Linked DNA regions of Homo sapiens: region 1 is linked to region 2. A link is a loop called in an ENCODE intact Hi-C map of the cell type or tissue named here. Cell type or tissue: PC-3. All regions are shown on one strand.

Region 1 (2,500 bases), 300 kb after region 2:
GTTATCTTAGAGGAGACCCTTGAGCCCACACACACGGATGTGTTACTGAGGGTAATGAGAGTGGGGAAGGAAATGACAGTTGGTCAGATGTAGCTCGAGTCCTGGCTCTGCCACTTCCCACCTTCCTGTACTTCCTCATCTGTGTGATGAATTTAAAATGGTCACGAACCATTTTGATGTTGTTTTTATTCCCTCATCTTGAATGTGGGCTGGCCCTGTGACTACCCCCAGCCACTGGAGCACAGAGGAAATGATGCTGCTCTGGTTCCAGGCTTAGACCTAAGAGGAGTGACAGCATCTGCCTCATTCTTCTGGAGCCCTGAGTTACTAAGTAAGAACTTCTACCCTAAGTCTGCCATGTTGTGAGGAAGCCCACAGGTGAAGAGGCTGGGCAGAGAAATACAGAAGGTTACTTAAATAGCCAAGACATTCCAGAGGAGGCTCCAGACACCATGGGAGAGACAGAAGTTATTCTTCCTCCATCCTGTCCACATTCCTAGCCCACAAAACGATGAGGTATAAGAATAATCAATTGTTGTCTTAAGGTACTAAGTTTTGTAGAAGTTTGTTATTCAGCAATAGATAAATGGAATAGTATGTAAAATGGGATAATAATTTATATCTTATTTGATTGCTAGAAGGAGGATGTAAAATGCCAAGTACAGTTTCTGGCACTGGATAGGTACTAAATCAATACTCTTTTTCTTTCTCTTTGAAAGGCTTATGCTATAAAGTCAAAATCTGTGAGGTTCAGCCTTGTGAAATGACATCAAATAAGCTGAAGTCCTATTTCATGTCTATTTTTTTAAACATATGGAAATGACAACTGACCATAGGCTATCTTCCCTATGCTAGATTGCCTATTCTCCCCTCAGTTACACTGGTCTCAAGGCATGTTCTCCTGGTCACTCTTTCCAGAATCTGATCTAATTGAAAATTCTCCGTTTGAGTGAGTTGCCCTAGAAGGGCCGCCTTAGGTGTGGTCAGTGCAGTGCTGGTCAGAAGTGTGTCTCCTCACTTTGTTGGGACACACCACCCCACTCACCATGCTGGCAGAACAGACCAATACTGTAGGCTTCTAGGATTCTGCTTCTATTATTCAGTGTGTTTACTATCACTTTCAGTTTCATGATATCACAGACTCGATCAATTATACTGTTACTCTTCTTATCCAAATCATTTATCAAAATGTCGGACAAGTCTGCAGTGAGGGTAGAGCCAATAGAGACCTCACTATCTGTTGACATTTGTTCATTAATAGGCCCTGTTGGGTATGTTTGTTCAACCAGTTATGTGTGAATCACCCAGCACTTCTGTCATCCAGCCCACATTTTTTCCCATCTGTTTATGGGAGTATTCAGTTTCACTCTTTAGCATATACGATCTGCTTTTGTTCCACTGCAATAGCTGGTGTTGTTTGCCTAACTGTGATAGGTGCCACTGCAGGCAGGAGCCACGTCCTGTTTTTCTTAGATGACCTCTATGTTGAACATGTAGGAAGTGCTCAGCGAGCTCTTGAATGAGCTCTTTCAACCATATCATTCCATCAGGATGCCTGCTTTCTTACATGTGTCTGTTCTGACCCTGCATCTTAGCATACATCTAAGGAAACTTACATCTAAAGAAGGAAATTCTACAATATGTGACAACACGAATGACTCTTGAGGACATAGCACATTTCTGTTTATAATTATCTTATACGTAGGATATGTGAAAAAATACTCAATTTGATTTAAATTCCTGTTTTAAGAGAATCAACTACATTTAACCTAGGATGAATCCTTAACAGTTGGATTATGGAAAATTATACAAATCAGGAAGAGCAGCTAAGAAAGGTTTGCCTTAGGCTCCTCCAGGAGAGAGCTGCACTATAAAGATGTAAGCTAAGATGCAGCTCCAAAAAGTGAAGCTGCTTACTAACAATGAGCTGGAGCTCACTGAAGATGAGTAGATGCTGGCTGTGTGGGAATACAAAGAACAATCACTTGCGAGGATGTGGAGGAACTGGAACCCTTCTGCACTGTCAGTGGGCATGTAAAATGGTGTAGCTGCTGTGGAAAATGGTATCGTCAAAAAAAATACATAGAATTACCTTATGATTTAGCAATCCCACTTCTGGGTATATACCTCCCAAAATTGAGATCAGGATCTCAAAAAGATATCTGCATCCCATGTTCATTGAAATACCAGTCACAATAGCCAAGACATGGAAACAACCTAAGTGTTCGTTGATAGATGAATGGATAAAGAGAATGTGGTATATATGTACAATGGAATATTATCCAGTTTTTTAAAAAAAGGAAATTCTAAAATATGTGACACCATGAATGGCTTTTGAGGACATGTTGTTAGTGAAAAAGCCAGTCACAAAAGGACAAATACGGCATGATTCCACTGACATGAGGTACCTAAAACAGTCAAACTAGCAGAAGCAGAGAATACAGTTCCTAGGAGCTGGGGGGAGAAGGAAATGGGGAATTGGAAATAAAGTTTTAGTTAT
Region 2 (2,500 bases):
TCTGGCTACTTCCTGCTGAAAAGGGGTTTCGAATGGGGAACAGTAGCTAGGGCTCCTCCTGGGGTCGATCTAAGGATCCTTGGAAGAATGGCATGTCCATGTGTGTGTGGTTCAGCTTACAGCACCATTTGGAGTTTGATTGCTTCTTGGTGAGAAGAAACAATTTGAGTTATAGTATGGAGTATACAGGGTCCAAATACCAATACAAGATATATAAGCAAGAAAGTGCTTAATAAAGGGGTTAACCAATTCCATAAAGAAGACTGGAATTTATTAAAGAGAGATTGTAGCCCCTCAGGGCTGAGGCCGGCATTTTCCCTGAGCCTGTCAACAATTTTGACTTGATTTTTAAGTACCTGTAGATTTTCTTCTACTTTACTAGAGGTGTTAATCCAAAAGCAGCATGTTTCATTTAAAACTGCATTACTAAACCCAATAAAAAGTCCTAGCAGACTCAGTGATAGTAAAACTTTCATGCTTCCTTTTTGTCAACTATTATCCCTGCTGTAAGGGTAATAATTAAGCAAAATACTACAGCAATGGAAACTCTCTGTCCAATATTTCAGTTAGAAGGTGCTACCCTGTATAACCCTGTTGCAAATAGTAGAGTGAGGACAGCAATTCCCACAAGTGTGGTGTGGGTAGGTAATTTCCATCTAAAATTTTACTTGCTAAGATATAGAATTCTCCTTTGGGGGTCTATGAAGTTCCTTGGTTTTATTTTCCCAAACAAAGAAACCTCCGGGTTATGGGCACCTTACTCACTTTCATTACCCGGCAGAATTTGCAAGATAATTGCCCAGAACTAGCGTATTGATTCACATTTTTATGTTACCCATCCCTTTTTTTTGTTTGTTTCCAAGCTGCGGAAGATCACCACTTGATTCACAGGATCAAGCAGAGTTAGTCTAAAATGTAGGCAAAAAGCTTAAAAACAATGAATGAGACTAGGATTTAATGACAAATGTAAGATAAACTTTGGAGCAAAATCTTTTTCTCCAGTCCTCATTTTTGGTAAAAACTAGTTATGAATAAACTTTAGACTTAAACTTGACCTGATTATTTGCATAAAGTGCAGCAAGAATGGTTATTTTTACATAGACCTTTTGGATTGACTTTGATGAAACTGTTCCACAAGGAATTTCACATAAGACTTCTAAAGCCAAGCCCAGCCATGGGTTTGTGTCCTCTAATACCTGTGTGTTTGGTGAGCCTATCCTCTCGAGGTCCCAAGATAAACTTGGAGCTTCCAGACCTGTTAGAAAGTGTCATTCTTTACTGACCACAGGTTAGGAATCCTGTGCGGGGACTGTGCAGACAAGGCATGAGGCCAGTTCTTCCTAAGGGGCTTTTTTTAATTGGCTTTGCCTGTCACGCTTGATTCCTTAAAGGGAAACACACACTTTCAGTCAAAGCCTTGGTAAAATAACCAGTTTTTCCAGTTGTGTCCTGTTGATGAAGAAAAATGGATTCTTACTGCACTGATGCAAACAACTATATTGCCATAAGTTAAGAGTACTCACAGATAGTTTCCAAATTCTAGAGGAACCAGGCAGAGAAAAATAAACATGCTCCAAATTTTGTTTACAGGAGTATACCTTACTCAATTATTAAAGGCCATAAATAGTTTAAAATAACTTTCCTTGATGCTGAAAATCAAAACAAGGATCAGCAGTATTCCAAGCAAAAGTTAAAAAGGTTACTTTCACTTTCTGAGTGTAGTCCATTTAGTTAACTTTTGTTTTGCTTGAGATTTGTCAACATGTCAGTTTTTTATGAGCTCTGTACTTTCTTTATTTCAATATTACAATCTTTAAAGCTATTAAAAACCTGCATTTGAGAACACCTGTTAAAGTCCTTAATATAGCTTGATGATAAACTGTCTTTTGAGAAGGAACAAAGCAAGACAACAATTGTTTGTGAATGACAAATTTCCAGGACAGTTATAGTTAAAAATATGACTGACAAGTTTATTTATCTTCATGGTTTACAGTAACTTTACCATTAATTATGATTGATAGCATATACTTAGACATTAGCATTTTAGAAATCCCATACAATTTTGGAACATATATTAGTATTATTCACCAAAATATAACTTAAAGAAGATTGGACATCATTTCGGCAATCTCATGTGACTAAACATCTCAAATGATCCTGTTTACCTCTTTTCTGAATGTTTCAGGGGCCTTCTGAACTATCCAAAAAGCCAGGCATCATGAAGGACAATTTCCAGATTGCCGTAAATTATTTTGCCAAAATGATGACTCAAAAGGAAAAAACCTTTCATTAGCCTTTACTGTGACATGAAAATTTTGTGCAAAGCCAAATTTTACCCTTGCATTAGTTTATTAATGTTAACCCCAATTCGTTTACATGAAACCGTGTGGATTATTCCATCTAATCCTAACCAATTTGACCATGAGGTGAAATCTTTACAAACCTTTCATAACCCTTTTACTAAAGGGCAGATTAGTGTCTTAAGAGCTCCTTGCTATGC

The links. A loop is a pair of places that touch in the nucleus more often than their neighbours do. Peaks named below come from ENCODE experiments on the same cell type or tissue, not always from the same donor. Only the 100,000 strongest peaks of a DNase experiment are listed, where the experiment ranks them.
Region 1: it touches region 2 in a loop (13-fold over the local background); 1 of 110 quality-filtered maps calls a loop at or near these places.

What each region holds. Positions count from the first base shown.
Region 1 is chr6:5,865,567-5,868,066 of GRCh38, forward strand. All of the region lies in intron 1 of LOC124901251 (a long non-coding RNA gene), which reads left to right. Among named protein-coding and RNA genes, the nearest start is that of NRN1, 140 kb to the right of the region's middle. In PC-3, no CTCF peak of the experiment used is centred here; a DNase peak (open chromatin) is centred at 1,335; H3K4me3 peaks cover 1,151 bases; H3K27ac peaks cover 1,407 bases.
Region 2 is chr6:5,563,577-5,566,076 of GRCh38, forward strand. All of the region lies in intron 5 of FARS2 (phenylalanyl-tRNA synthetase 2, mitochondrial), which reads left to right. Among named protein-coding and RNA genes, the nearest start is that of FARS2-AS1, 110 kb to the left of the region's middle. In PC-3, no CTCF peak of the experiment used is centred here; a DNase peak (open chromatin) is centred at 1,375; H3K27ac peaks cover 464 bases.